Regions from separate parts of the Mus musculus genome. Here region 1 is linked to region 2. Evidence: chromatin loops called from intact Hi-C (ENCODE). Cell type or tissue: gastrocnemius. All regions are shown on one strand.

What was found. Hi-C counts contacts between places; a loop is a spot of excess contacts. Peaks named below come from ENCODE experiments on the same cell type or tissue, not always from the same donor. Only the 100,000 strongest peaks of a DNase experiment are listed, where the experiment ranks them.
Region 1: a loop joins it to region 2, with 2.7 times the contacts of the local background. A loop is called at or near these places in 4 of 42 quality-filtered maps.

Annotation. Positions count from the first base shown.
Region 1 is chr8:123,831,716-123,839,715 of GRCm38, forward strand. Rab4a (RAB4A, member RAS oncogene family) reads left to right here. Exons shown (of 8, transcript NM_009003.3): 6 at 1,088-1,183; 7 at 2,300-2,432; 8 at 2,979-3,576. The coding sequence ends at 2,415. Gm51601 (a long non-coding RNA gene) reads right to left here and starts at 2,344. Exons shown (of 2, transcript XR_003947608.1): 1 at 2,255-2,344. In gastrocnemius, CTCF peaks have their summits at 1,244 (motif pointing left) and 3,958 (motif pointing right); DNase peaks (open chromatin) are centred at 1,249 and 3,961.
Region 2 is chr8:123,919,932-123,927,931 of GRCm38, forward strand. Nup133 (nucleoporin 133) reads right to left here. Exons shown (of 26, transcript NM_172288.2): 12 at 7,199-7,290; 13 at 2,418-2,581; 14 at 917-1,011. Among named protein-coding and RNA genes, the nearest start is that of Nup133, 25 kb to the right of the region's middle. In gastrocnemius, no CTCF peak of the experiment used is centred here; a DNase peak (open chromatin) is centred at 4,988; H3K27ac peaks cover 1,728 bases.

The DNA of each region.
Region 1 (8,000 bases), 88 kb before region 2:
CCCTGCTCTGGAGATAAAGGAACATGAGTCTAAGTAATACAGCAGGGCTAGAGAGCCGGATCAGTGGGTGAGAGCACTTGTTCTTACAAAGGACTCAAGTTCGATTCTCAACTTAACCACCACGTTGGGCACCAGGTATCCATGTGGTGCTTAAACATCCATTCAGGCAAAACATTCATGAAAAACTAATAAAAATAAATCAAGTGGGACTACAAAACCTCCCCAATTATTATTAATGATCATTAGTATTAACGATTAGAGGAGAGCCAAATTAGTAAAAATTATCTAGGATGCCCAAATGTACACATTTTTAAACTGAATATAAATTAGAAGCTGTGGGCGGGGATGGCTTTTCTTGGACAGTGGGGCTGTGGCTGGCTGGGATGGACATGGGTCCTGCTCATGTGCTGTGTAGTGCAGTGATTTGTCAGCACGTAGATCACTTGGAGAAGAAAGTTTGGCTCCAAGTCATGATTTTAGCCAAACAGCCCCAACTGGCGTAGTAACTGCCACAGTGTGCTGCCTTCATCCTGTCAGCTCGGGGGTCAGGGCACAACAATGGCTATTCTTCAGAAAGGGTTGGGCTCCCATAACTGAGCACATCAACACACCCGGACCAATACCCTGTGATCCCAGCACTTGGGAGGCATGGTCAAGAGAGCCAAAAGTTTAAGACCAACCTCAGCTACATGTAACCTTATCTCATAAAAACAGACAACAAAAATATATATTTATGTGTATTAATTTTACATTTACAGAAAGAGAAGGTTTAGGTACTGGATTTTGCATGTTTCTACATGAGAATCCTGAACAGGCTTGTCAGCACTTAAAAGTCACTGTCATTGGGCCAGCAAGATGGCTTAGAGGACAAAGACACTTGCCTCCAAGCCCGAGGACATCAATTTCATCCCTGTGGCCCACATAGCGGAAGGAAGAAAAGTCTGACCTACAAACTGTCCTCTGACCACTGCGCCCACACCATAGCATGCACTCCCTCCTAGAATGAGAATCTGCACTGAGATTTTAAAGATCACTCTCTCTCACTCTGCTAAATGTGGCTCCCTCTCTTCTTTGATACCATTTGTAGAGCTGATGTTCCTGGAAACCAGTGCACTGACTGGCGAGAACGTCGAAGAGGCTTTCATGCAGTGTGCAAGGAAAATACTTAACAAAATTGAATCAGGTACCAGCCTTTCCCTGGCCTCATCTGTGGGTTTTGCCCTGTAGCTCACCAGTGCCCCCTGCTGGCTGTGATGAGCAAGGCTGTAGTAAAGCTCTGCTATATAGCAAGTCAGTCATGCTTACCTGAGAGAAGCAAGCTCCCAGGAGTCCCTGGTCAGGGGCAGGTGTGCGCTGGGTGCTATCAACTTGAGTTGTTACACACTAGTAAGTGAACATTGCTATTGCTGTTGCTTAGTTTTAAGTTCATTTTTTTATGCATAATACTGTTACATGATTCCACTCAAACATCGAAAACTCAGGCTCAGAAAGCACACATTTTTCGTGCGGAGGATCCAAATTCCGTTCCGTTCCTAGCACCTATACTGGATAGCTCATAACCGTCTCTAATTCCAAGAGATCCAATGAATGCCCTCTCGTGGCCATCTTGGGCTCCTGCACACAGGTGTGCATACACACATTTTAAATAAATCTTGAAAACTCCAGAAGCCCCTGAAGTCACTAGGAATGTTTCATGCCCTGTACTTGAATGAATACTTCATTCTTGTAGGCACTGGGGTGATAGCATATAAATGTGAGGACCTGAGTTTGATCCCTAGCACCCGTGTAATAATCTGGGTGTGATAGTACATGCTAGTAATCGAGGCACTGGTAAGGCAGAGTCAGGAAGACCCCTGAGGCTCACTCGCCAGGCTGTGTTGCCAAGTTATTGAACCCCAGGTCTCAGAGAACCCATGTCTCAAAACAGGTAGAAAGCATGCATGTTGAGCTCTGGCATCCATGTGTTACACACCTACACACGTGTTACACACCTGTGCACATGTGTTACACACATTTTAAAACTAAGGCATTTCTTTTCCAGCCCAGTGTGGTGGCGCACACCTTTGGTCCCAGCATTAGGGAGGCAGAGACAGATAAATCTCTATACTCAAGGCCAGTCTGGCCCACATAGTAAGCCAAAGCTAAATAGTGAGTCCCTGTTTCAAAAAACAAAAAATATTGTTAGTAGATATATTTTTGCTCTCCACAATGAAGACACAAATGCATGGGACATCACACTTTGCCCTTTACTTACCGTGTGTGGGGAACACAGAGTCACAGGCATTTTCCTGGTCCTCAGGTGAACTGGACCCCGAGAGGATGGGCTCTGGCATCCAGTATGGAGACGCTGCCCTGAGACAGCTGCGGTCACCTCGGCGTACACAGGCTCCAAGTGCACAGGAGTGTGGCTGCTAGGCGCCCCAGTGACACAGGTGGATGTTGGGGGCCCTGCATCCTGGCAGGAAGGAGGGGCTGTAAAACTGCAGTAGGAGGTGAAGAGGAGGGGAGGAGAGGCCCTTAGGAATAGTCAGAGGTCATCCCCACAGGACTGGCCCTGCAGGAGCTCCTCCCCCAACCATTCAGAAGCAAAGACCGGGCTGACAGGGAGAGCCCAGTGGTCGTGCTGTAGCCATTCTTCACTCAAACCACGGAGTGCACTCGACCTAACCGGAGCATCTCCAGAACTAGCAAGCTCTCCGCTAAACTTTCAGTAGCGCCCTCTCCCATTTACCATAGTGGACATTTTTGTTGGGGAAGTTGAGGCAGGAACTCACTCTCCAGCCCACCTGGGCCCCTACCTTAGGACAATCCTCCTGCCTCAGCCTCCCTCCCAAGCCCTGGGATTCCAGGTCCCCATGCCCAGCTCACAGGCTGGCGAGCAGTGTGAGCCAGTGTTGATGCAGTCAGGTCTGCCGGGCTCTGAGCCGTTTGGTCTTTACAAGCACAGGAGTATCTGAATCACGCTTAACGGTTCTCAGGTTCAGCGGTGGGTCCTGGAGTACAGCCGCCGGAGCCTGAAGAGGCTGGAGTTTTTACTACCATCTTTTCTACTCGGCACAGAAGTAGATCTTCCTGGGGAACGGTGTACGCTGGCAGCCGGGGCTCAGCAGCCATTCTGCGAACTAACTCAGCGGACAGTACCTTTAGATGCCACATGTATGCAGACCCCTGCCCCACACGTACCCTTCACGTTCTGTTAAATCCAGCTTGTGCTGCCCACAGCACGTTCCCACAGCACAGAGCCGGTGTGACATGACAGAACCCTGCACTCAGTGAGCTTTCTTTTTAAACTCCCAGGAAATGCAGTTGTGAATGTGAGAGAGCGTGCTTTTCTCATTGCGCGTTGGTTAACTCCCAGGAGATGCAGTCATGAACGTGAGCGTGCTTTCCTCCTTGTGTTGGTTATGCGTATGACCCGGTATGAAAGGACTCTGGTGTGAACAGCCAGTGCGTTTCTTATTTAATCCCTCTCCCCCCACCCCTTTTACACTGTTTCTGTGATCCACACCTGAAATGCTAAACCCACAGGACTCATTAACACCTGGAAATAAAGTGGAACGGAGTTTCTCACGCACAGTACACTGTCCTGCTCTGTGCAGTCGCGTGAGCCTGCCCAGGCTGCTCGGCTTCCACGCCACCCTCACCGTCTCCCGGCCAGAAGACACACTGTTGACCGCAATGCTTTTCCTGAAGCTCAGTGTAGGGGCATCGACCGCCACCTCTTCGCATGGGTCGTTGTTTCGTGGTCATTTTCAGGAAACTCACTACCTCTAGGACAAAGGATATTGCTTATTAAGAAATCCTGGCCAAGGCTAAAGTGCTTTGGTTTGCATGTGCAAGGCCCCGGGCTTGGTCTCCAGCAAACACCTCCATACCACACACCTACGGTCACACCTAGGTCAGACGTGCTGATAGCACACCTATAATCCCTGCACTCAGTGAACTGAGACAGCAGAGGGCGCTCATGAGTTCAAGACCAGCTTGAGCTTAAGAGACTGGAGTACGGTGTATGGGGTGGGTACCTCATAAGAGGTGAATCTCACAAAATATCTTTGTAGCTCTTCCTGAATACGTAAATGCCTTACTGCATACAACTATCAAGTCGACCCGCTTCTGTTTTCAGGCAGGGTCTCACTATGTAGCCCTGGAACTTGCTGTGTAGACCGGGATGATCTCAAACTCACAAAATCCACCTGCCTCTGCCTTATGAGTTCTGGGAGTAAAGGCCTGTGCCGCCACACCAGGCAAAGCTTTTTTCCCCAACAAACAGTGTCTCCTGAGCACTGCTTTGTGCACATTTTAATATGCCGAAACTTCATTGCTATCCTATTCTGCTCTCTTCTATTTAAAACGTTGTCCAATTTTGAGATTTCTGGTTGGCAATTTATGAATATGCTACTTAGTGTCCACCTCAGCTCTGGTCTTCTGTCACCAACTTCACAGTAGAATATAATGCATGATCTCACTTGCTTTGGCTGGCCAGGTCTGTTTATACACTAGGACTGCTGTCTCAGTAATGCTGTGTCCCGGAAGGGCTTGCACGGCTCTGGCTGGGGGAAGCAGCCTCTGCCCATTGGCACATGGTGGTCACTGGGATCTCCTGCATTGTGGCTGATCCTCACCTGTCATCTCTAGTGCTCATGGGAGGTGCAAGCCTCCAGCTTACTCTGAACTCCTCAGTCCTCCCTATCTGTAGCTGACCCATAAGACGCCCCAGCTGGACCTGGCCACACAGCCTCAGCCTCTGCCTCCGTCCCAATACAGTAGCTGCTAGGACACCTTCCGTTACCTGCATCAGTCCGTGGGTGGGACGCTCACATGTTCTGCAGAGTCAGATGGGTCCCGGGAAGTCTTGGCAGCTTTGCAGTGTGGTTGGCATGGAAACACCAAGACATGGTATACACTGATATGTTTGTTTTGGTTTGCATTCTTTTTTAATGCTGTTCAGCCTCTCTGAACCTGCTCTCTTTTAGGTAAAACATTTTTAGTATTAAATATCTCACTGTAAAATTTTTGAATCATTTTAGTCTTTTCAGAGTTCCCCCCTCCCCTTTAAGAGAGGGTCTTACTCTAGCCCAGGCTGGCTCCACACTCAAGATAATCCTGCCTCAGCCTCCTTATGCTGGGATTATGGTGTGTGCCAATATGACCAACTCTAGATAAGGAATTCCCAGCTGACTTTTTTTCCCCACTAATGATCCACATTCTCTGGTCTCTATGAAGAATTTGCCATCATTCAGATTGTCAAAGAAGGGTGTGGGTTTTCTTTGAGCACCTCATGCTGTCTTTTTCGTTCTGGGCAGTTTGATGACAATGTGTCCTAATGTGGCCTCTAACCCAAATCCTGCCTCTGCTTCCCCCAGGATCACGGGGGGGGGGGGGGGGCGGGGGGGGCGTGGCTCAGAGCATTTCTTTGGGTCTTTCCCACGTATGGTTCGCTCAACTACTTTCATCAGAGCAGGAGTTTCCAGATGTCATTCATTCTGAGCCTTTTAATGCCTTCACTGTTTTGGTCACCTTCCATATCACGGGTCCCCTTGAGACTCTTTCTTCAGTTTCTCTCTTGTTGCTACACTGGTGAGTATCTCTCTTCCATTCCACCACTGTGTCTATCCAGCTGTGCTCGCTTAGTTTGTTTCCATTTAGGGATCATGTTTGATGGTAAAGGCTTGCTCTGTAACCCTGATGGACCCAAGCTGACTTCAAACTCACAAAAATGTTCCTGTCTCTGCCTCCCCCATTCTGGGAATAAGATGTACAGCAACATCCCATTTACATGGCTCTTTATGACATCCGTCTCCTTACTGACCATTCAGTCTAGGCGTTGAGAGCATTTCCATCGCTCACTAGAGCTACTTGGATGCCTGCACTGTATTTGCTCTTTCCTCTTGAGTCTCCCCATTCAGACACCGAGTGGCATGGCCTTGAGGCTCACTGAGGCTTAGTTTCCTTTGATATGCTAGCTATGGCCAGGTGACCCAAGTGAGCAGCAGCTCTGAAGAGGAAGCAGAGGCTGTCTCAGTATCCTGAAGTGCGGGTGGCCCTGGAAATAAGCTTAGCGCAACAGTGGAAACTTTCCCTCAATGCAATTTTGTTACTATTTAAGAAACCCAGGAGCTGGAGAGATCTCTCAGAGGTTAAGAGAACTGACTGTTCTTCCAGGGGTCCTGAGTTCAATTCCCAGCACCCACATGGTGGTTTATATCCATCTATAATGGAATCAGATGCCCTCTTCTGGTGTGTCTGAAGATTAGCAACAATGTACTCATTTACATAAAATAAATAAATAAATCTTTGCCAGGTGCCTTTAATCTCAGCACTTGGGAGGCAGAGGCAGGCAAATTTCTAAGTCTGAGGTCAGCCTGGTCTATAGAGTGAGTTCCAGGACAGCCAGGACTATACAGAGAAACCCTGTCTCAGGAGAGGAGGGAGGGAGGGAGGGAGGAAAGAACAGGAAAGGAAAGGAAAGGAAAGGAAAGGAAAGGAAAGGAATCCAGGATGCAGGATATACTGCAGAAATGAGTGCTGACAACTTCCAGCTTCCATCCCGTGGGACACCCACCAACTCCCACTGCCTAAAGACCCCCACCAAAGGTCCATGGAGTTAAAAATGCATAGACCAAGCCGGGCGTGGTGGCGCATGCCTTTAATCCCAGCACTCAGGAGGCAGAGGCAGGTGGATTTCTGAGTTTGAGGCCAGCCTGGTCTACAAAATGAGTTCCAGGACAGCCAGGGCTACACAGAGAAACCCTGTCTCGAAAAACAAAAACAAAAACAACAACAAAAAAATGCATAGACCAAAACAAAACAAAACAAGCAAAGCAAACGAAAAAACCTGCTTCTTGTAGAGATTTTTTTAAAAAAAATCTTCAGATACTCTCAGTTACTTAAAAGCTCTTGTACGTTCCCACCGATCAGATTTTTCTACAAAGGTGTTTAAAGGTCCATAATTACTGCGGTCCCGGGATGCTGTCCATGGTGCTGACTTGGGTGCTGCGCGTGATCATATTCGAGAGGCCTAGCAGGGATTGTCCCAGGAGCTGAACATCCATCTCGTGATATGAGTCCTATGTCTGATGTAACTGTGTCTTGTACAAACCTGGATAAAGAGAGAAGATGTCTATAAAGATAAATGATGGGTGGGCCAGCACACAGACCTTAATAAACCACTAACTCACCTCCTCTGTAGAAGTGGGTAGCAGAAAAAAAAATGTAGTTCTGCCAATCTAAAGCCTGTTTTGAGGGCTGGGTATAGAATTCAATTGGCAGAGTAACCACCTCACATGCATGAAGCCCTGGGTTCTTGCATCCCCAGAGCTGCAGTAACTAGGTGGCACACACCTGTTATCCCAGCAGTTCAGAGGTAGAGACAGGAAGTGCAGAAAGTTCAAGGTTATCCTTGCCCATTTAGTTCCAAAGCTAGTCTGGGCTACGTGAAACCCTGTCTCAGGAGGAGGAGGAGGAGGAGGAGGACCATCATCATCACCATCTACTATGGTGGCGGATACACTTGAGAGGTAAATGAATCTACATAGTGAGTTCCGGGACAGTCAGGGCTACATAAGAAAGACACCGCCCCCCAACCCAAATCCATTTCAAATTCACATGCAAGTATTTTGAAATGACCCACAAAGACCTTACCTGGGTCAGGAACTGCAGAATTGGCCATGGGACAGCACTGGCTTAATCCAGAAAGTAGATCATGCAGCTATCCTGGTTTTCTTGAGGAGTTAACTTACCAGGAAAGCAAACTCTCACCCTCGCCTGCACTGGGCCTCCTGCTTGCTCCTCTCCAATTAATATTTCCGGTGTCCTCTGTGTCAGGAAGTCCTGTTCCATTTGCAAAGTCTTTTAAAGATGTTTTTATCGCTGCTTTGTCTCCTGCCATGTGGAGACCCCAATGCCTCCTGCGTGCCAAGCAAACACCTATCTCACCCTTGCTCGCTCTCCTCTCTTGCCATTTAGTCTCGCTCTTGTGAGGTTAGCACAGACCTTTGAAT
Region 2 (8,000 bases):
GGCTGATGATTCTTAAAATAAAAGTACCGTTACATGATTTGACTCATTTTCCCACTCTTTAAGTAAGTTAAAAGCGCAGTTCTCCTGTGAGAGCCGTCCACAGGGAGTGCTTGGGGAGCACAGAGTAAAGCGGCAGCTGTGTGCTAAGATCATCCCAGTACACACCAGGGACCACAGCCACAGTGCCAGATCACTTCCCACCCCATTCACAATCAAAGAGAGGCCTCAAATACAGAAGTACTGAGCTGGGTTGTACGTGTGTCCTGGCTGTGACAGCAAATGCTTCCTGCTCAGAGACAAAGCTATGGAGATGAGCTGGGCCTGATGGCTCACTCCTTTAACCTACCACTTGGGAGGCAGAGGTAGGTGATCTCTAGGCCAGCCTGATCAATATAGTGAATTTTAGGTCAGCTAGGTTTACACAGCAAGATCTTGTTTTCAAAAAACAAAACAAAAAACCCCTACAAGCCACAGAAGAGAATGCAAACACAAGAGACAGCAGTGTTGGGTCTGCACACACAACTAGAGCTGTTGGCAGCTGAGCCTCCATTATGTCCTCCAAGTCACTGTGTGCCCAAACCCTGGCTGCCTGTGGCTTCTGATGAGCGGGTGTGTCCACACTTGTCATCAGCTCTCAGCACACAGTCAAGGTCCTCCTGACAATACAGAATCAGTGTACAAAAATCCATGTTTTTACACAAAAGCATCAAAAACGTTTGTATGAGATTCTGATTTTTACAAATCCCTGGTCTCGGGCGGTGAGCTAGCTCAGTGGGTAAAGGGACCATCTGATCACCAGAGAGAAAGAAACACCCGAGAGCTGTCCTCTGACATCCACGTGTGCCAAGGCCCTCAAAGATACCCAGAAAGAGGGCTAGAGTGACAGCCCACCCCCTAACCCAGTGCTGAGGCTTACTTGGTGAAGGAAGTCCACCAAGAGGCAGTGAGCTTTCATCTTGTCCTCCAGCTGGTGCAAAATGATCAGTGAGGTGTTGCTCAGCCCAGGGGCCTCTGTCAGAACACAGCAGCAAAATGTAGACACAAAACCATTTTCAGAACAGTAGCAGACAGAAAGAAACAAGCTGGGAGGAGCTAAAAGGAGCAGAGCACCAATCCTTAACAAGAGTTACATATGTCACTCAAAGAGCTGCACAACTGGATACATAATTCACGGTGGCTCACATCAGTCATCTGACCTCTTGGTAAAGTGGGAGCAGGAGATAACAAGGCTAGACCAGGCTATAGTGAGTTCTGGGACATCTTAGACTACAAAGTGAGACTCTGTGTCAAAAGAGCTTTTAAATTCAGAGAAAAACCTAGTATTCTTGACACTGTGCCCTGGGTTAGTCACTGTACGACTTGGCTCCAAGAAAGCAGCAAGGAAACGTCCCAAGTCCCGTGCAAGGCTCAGCAGACATCTCGGAAGCAGACCTTGGTGTGGAGAGAGATTTGCATCTGACACACTTTCTGGTAACTAGGAATGCAGAGCAGCCTAAGTGGGTTGTCACCTGGGACAGCGGGGGAGGGGAGGTGTTCACTTCTGAATACCAAGAATTTCTCCAACACCTGGGAGATCCTACCAGCCAATGCTTAGAGTGTGCCGAAACTATTTACTTTGGAGCAAGTGAGAACCAAATGCTTACCAACTCCTCTGTGAAGGCTGTCATTCTTGGCTGTCCACTCCAGTACACGTGAATTAACTAGAAACTCAAGCCCCTGGGCACACCTGTGAGGTATTTTTATTTAACTGGATCACTTGAGATTGGTAGGAAGATCCATCTTAAATCTGGACCATTTGAGGTCAGAAGACCCATTCTAAATCTGGGCCATACCCTGTCATGGCAGCCAAGTAACGAAAACCAACACTCCTCTCAGCTCCGTTTTAATTCCTCCATCATAATAAAGGCATGCTTTTGCTCTTTGCCAGCTCGGTCTTGCTCTCACTGGAAGGTCCGCTCTTTCACTGGCACAAGAGCCGGGTCCTTGGAGACTCTGATGTGTACTGAAGAGCAGCTGAGACATCCAGCCTTGCGGACTGAACAACTGCTAACTGTTGAATTTTCTGACGGTAGCCGGCCTGCCATGTGGACGGGAAGGACCACAGCGTGCAGGGTGCTCTAAGCTCTAATAAACTCCATTACTTACTCATCCTACTGTTTCTGCTCCTCTAGAGAACCCTGACTAACACAGCCACCAAGCTGTTTTAGATTAAAATGCTAAGAATCAGAACTCTTTCTACTCTGACACACGGGCCATGTGTTTGGGGCCCTTGTCACAATGTGCCGGAGGGAAGGCTACCTTTAACTGCTTGAGACACTAAAAGTGTGCGGAGTGGTCACTGAGTGTGGAAACCAACACTCCTTTCAGCTCTGTGCTCCGTTTTAATTCCTCCATCATAACGAATCAAGTCGACTTACCCTGGGGGACAGACTCTGCCCAGCGTGGGTCTGAGGCCGGGTAGTCATCAATCAGGTCCACACTGATCTGAGTCACGGCCTTGTCTAGCTCAGGGTCCGAATCCAAATCCGTGTGAGAGGAAAACAGCTCATCAGCCATTATCTGAGCGCGGCCCAAATCTTTCCTGCCGTGAACGGAGCGAGAATGCATCACGAAGGCAAGACTTTCCCAAGCTCCCCACACAAACACAAACGAAGGCTAAATTCACATGTACACGCTTCAGTCCAAAGGTCTGTGAATAGCACAAGAATAAGGTTTCTGTGCAGCTGTACACTCATCAATACACTGAAGCCTCTGTCAGGCCAAGCACCATCCAATGACTGGGACAGAGAGAAAGTCACCATGGCATCAGTCAGACCACTAACCACGCAATGGTATATTTGCAGGGAAGTGCTTGGACATAGAGGTCAGACAGAACTGTTACCTCCACAGGCTCTAGAGTCACCTTCAAGACAAATCTCTGGAGTTCTCTAAGTTGAGGTGGGAAGACTCAGTCATCGGCCAGACTGAATAAAAAGTGAAGTGGAATGGAACGCACTCCCCACGACCATCCCCTGTGATGACCACTCCCTTTGACCTTTCCCCATGAGGGATGACCACTGTCAGCTCTAAGCTACAACAAAAGTCCTTCCTTTTTTTAAACTGTCAGATATTTGGTCACAACAATGAGGAAAGTAACTAACACACCAGCAAGCACCAGGAAGGAAAATAAACCCTTTAGAGGGAAGGAGAGCTCTCTGGAGGAAGAGGCCAAGGGGTATCAGCCATCCACAGAGCATGCTCTGTTGTCACCAAGGACGCTGCATCAGATGTAAAAAACAGGTCACCTAGTGTCTGAGCAAGGGTTTCTAATGCTGCAATAAAACACCATGACCAAAAAGCAAGCTGGGGAGGAAAGGATACGTCCCCATTGCTGCTTATCAGTGAAGGAAATCATGACAGGAACTCAGAACAGGGCAAGACCTTGGTGGCTGATGGAGGGGCATGGAGGGATGTTACTTACTGGCTTGCTTCCTCTGGCTTGCTCACCTTGCTCTCTTATAGAACCCAGGACCACCAGCCAAGGGATGGCACCACCCACAAGGGGCTGGCCCCATTGATCACTAATTGAGAAAATGCCTTACAGCTGGATCTCATGGAGGCATTTCCTCAACTGAGACTCCTTCCTCTCTGATGACTCCAGCTTGTGTCAAGTTGACACAAAACCAGCCGGTGCACCTGGAAAGTTTGGGGGGAAAGTTCCAGAGCAACAGCATGAAGGACAGTGAGCTCCTAAAAAGAGGACTCTTCTAACCTGGGCAGAGTCATGAGAAAATACCCAGATACCAGTAAGGCCAAGAAGAAGATAAATATGGCCTACACCGAGAAGGCATGAAGGAGATCTAAACATGCACAGCCTGCAGACTGCGGTGTGTGGCTGCACACAACCCCAGGGTCCCGAGGGTGTGCAGGCGCCACTCTAGTCCAACTGTCAAATATGGGAAGTTAGGAGGATCTGGTAGTAACTCAGAACTCTAGTGGAAGAATGGTGTTTTTACTGTGAAGTGTCCACTTCCTTAAAACTCCTGGTCCTGAGCCATGCACAAGTAAAGCTCTTGGGTATAGCTATGTTGGGTATAGCTATGGGTCTAGGGTATAGCTGCGTTGGACCCAGAAACACTTCCTGAGACTATTTAGGCTGAGGCCCCTTTCTGTACCTGGTAACCCTTCCCTGGGAACACCTCAAACTGCCTGCATTAGATGAGCAACACCCCACACTCATGTCTACCTGGAGCCTCGGTGCTCTCTATTTGGGAAGGATGAATTAAGATAAGGATGATCTTGGGGGGGGGCAAAACCCAGCCTACAGCTGATGTAAGGTCACGTGCTGAGTGCAGTGGGACAAGTCTGATACCCTAGCACAAGGAGTGCAAGGCTGAGGGAGAATGATCTCCAGTTCTAGGCTAGCCTAGGCTACACAAGTCGCTGCCTCGAAAGAAAAGAACTAGAAAGAGGCAAACAGAAAAGAAGCATCAACAAGCTCACAAGCTTGTCAGGGGCCATGGTTGTGAGGATGAGAGCATGAACGCACTTCCCAGACCCTCCAGGGCACTGTGGCCCTGTGACCCTGTAATGTGAGCCCCATAAGCCACAGACTTTATGGTCATTTGTCTTTTTTGGTTTCCTCAAAACAGGGTTTCTCTATGTAGCCCTGGCTGTCCTCGAACTCAGAAATCCACCTGCCTCTGCCTCCCAAGTGCTGGGATTAAAGGTGTGCACCACCACTGCCTGGCTTGGTCATTTGTTTTGGTAGCCATAAGAAACCAAAATGAAAGCTACAGTTCCTGGCTGCACTTTCATGCACAGTCTACAAGACCATCACTAGAAACCTGTGCAAGATGAAATAACCCAAATCTCTCTAGTAAGACTCAACCATGCAATACAAGGCCATAAATACACACTCCACTATCTGGTGGTGCCCCCATGTGGACAGGACAGGGAGACCAGCAGACCATAAACAAGGCAGTGTTAGACTGACAAGCTTAGAGTCTCCTAAGTGAACGTGCACCATCCTGCACCATCCTGCAGGTGGCAGTAGAGGCATCTTTCCAAACCAAGACATGCAAGGCAAACTACTGCTCCTTCACCCCTCTCCTCAAACTGCCAGAACCAGCAACCATGCTACCTACAGCCTCGCTGCTCTGGCAAGAGACAGACTTGGCAGGCAAGGCATTTTCCCAAGTCTATTCAAACATAAACCAATCCTGCCTATGAAGGAAAGTACGTAACAGGCAGATAATGTGATGATAAGAAACTGACATGTGAACCAGTGCCCATGGCGGTTCCACTGTACACGCATGCCCTAAAACCTAGACGGCACAGTTCTAAGGCTACTGTGCCCCAAACATACTCCAGTACATCAGGAACCCTGCACTCCACAAACAAGCCCAGCCAGCCCGTGAGAGTGGGGTCAAGTTCTAGGGGCTCTTTGCACAGGTGACTCATCTGCTAAAGACACGTGGTCAGCCCCAAAGAGCTGAAATGATCTCCAGCTGTCGACAACTGGGGCTGGAGCCCCAGGCTTCCAACAGGCTATAGGGATCTACTTGTACAAGACCTAATCAATAATTACAGATGCTTCCCCAAACTCTCATAAACAAAACACCTTGTATTTACAAAATTTTTTGAATAAAGAAAAATGAAAACCAAATAATATGAAGCTAAAAAATAGACAACACTTGAAAGTTTTATCTGTTATGTTTGACTCTCAGGACTATTTGACAATGTTTGGAGATAATGTGGTTATAACAAACAGGGGGAAGGACCAGTGTGGTACCAGGCTTCTAGTGGGAGAGTCAAGGGTGCTGCTCAACAGATGCCCCCAACTGGTTACCTGTCTCAAATGTCAAGGCAGCAATCACACTCTACAGGAAGCAAAGAGCTGCCAGCCAAGGCCCTACAAATGTGAGAAGTCCAGGCCAGAAACAGCCACATCGGAATCTGGGCACAACGAGAGCACAGCTGGGACTTGCCCAACTGCCACCCGACCTGATCTCCAACAGCCAAACTGCAGAATCTGAGCAAGCCTGAAGAACACTGGGTTCTGTGGTAACTAAACCTAAGTCAAAGGAGATGCTTCTGCAACATCCATACAACTCAGTCTGCAATTTATCCACTTTGATACTTTATAAGGGAGACCATGTCCACTGTCTTCAAGACTGCCAATTTGAATGGCCATTGTTTCCCATGAAGGCCGTGTTAAGATCCGATGCTCCCGACCTACACGGGGCCTCACTGGCTGTCAGGTTCAGATAATTGTTTAGAACCTCAGCACCCAGAAAGACTTCCTCGAAACGGCACACTCTCACCACTAGCTCTCAGTGCCCACCAGTGCACAGCAAGCATCAGCAAACTGTGTCCCACACAACTGTAAGCTGTAGCTTATACTTTTGTACATTGTGTGAAGTTTACCCTTGTGTTAATCAAATACTGATTTTTTTCTGCTCCTATATCCTGTTTCAATCTGGACAGGGCATTGTAATCCTTATACCAATAATCTCTGGTCTCAAATTTGTGTAATTCTTACCATTTGTTCTCTACCTTATCAATAAATGCTGATCACCCAATGGCTGGGCAGAACAGAGAACAGGGCGGGCTGTGGACCAAGCAGAGGAAGGAGAGAGGAGGCTCAGATCCTCCAGGAGAATGGAGGGGTGGAGCCATGAGGCAGGGGGTCTGGAGAAAGATCATGGAAACACAGCTAAGCCCAAGGTGCAAGATCAATAATATTATCAAAGCACACTGGGATGGGCTAAGAGGCAGCCACATTAGCAGAGGAGGGTGGGGTCAGCTATTAAGGGGCAGCTTTAAATCTTGGTTTCTCTGTTTGTTATTGGGGACTAAATTAGCTGCTAATACTTATATTAAGGATAATTCATTTACAACACGCTGTGATTTAAAATGTGCTAGGCCAGCTGAGCATAGTGGTCATGGCTACAAATCCTGCATTAGAGGAGCAAGATAGGAGGACCAGCCTGAGTTACACAGCAAGACCCATAAAGCAACAGGGAGGTGCGTGGGTATGTGCTGGGGTGGTTAGGAGCGGCTCTTGCTCTTGCAGAGGACGTTTTGGTTCCTGTCACCCTGATCAGGTGCGTCACAATTGCCTGTAACTCCAGCTCCAAGAGATCTGATGCCCTTTTCTGGATTCTATGAACACACACACACAGAGACAGAGACAGAGAGATCTTAGGTGCCATACCTGCAGTACTGTAGAAATGCAGCCTTAAGCAGTTTTGTCTTGTCTTCATGGGCTACAGTTTCGTTTTTTGTGGTGGTCTCAAAAACCATACTCTGCAAAGAAAAAAGCTATCACTTAGAGGTGAAGGCACAGGATCATTCCTACCTGAAAGGTGATCCTGCGGTAGATCACACAGCCAGAGCTGATTGCTGATGACCAATCAAAGCCCTGCAGGAAAGGCAGGTAACTCAGGACTTTCCCACCATTGGTCAGAACTGTCCCAACTGTCTCTATGCTTGTCACAATGGGCATTAGCGGGAATGACACGGCTGAGCAGGACTAAGGAGAACTAGGAAGAAACGGAACAGTGCAAAAGGAACTCAGGACCATGGAGCAGCACTGCCAGATAACCAGCCACGTGATCACAACAGGAGCTAAAATACACCACCTTCCGGACAAACTGCCAATCCATTCCAATTTTGTTGTTGTTGTTTAAAATGCTTATTTTTATTTTATGTGTATGAGTGTTTGACTGCATGCATATATGTACACACGTGTTCTGTACCTGAGGCCCTCAAAGGCCAGGAAAGAGAACAAGATCTCCTGAAACTGGAGTTACAAATGGTTCTGAGCACTATAAGGGTGCTAGGATCAAACCCAGGTCCTCTACAAGAGCAGCAAATGCTCTAAATTGCTTAGCCATTTCTCCAGCATCCCCCTCCCTTTTTTGAGACAGGACCTGGAACTCTCTATGTAGACCATGCTGGCCTGTAACTCACAGAGTTACACCTGCCTTTGCCTCCCAAGTGCTGGTATTAAAGAC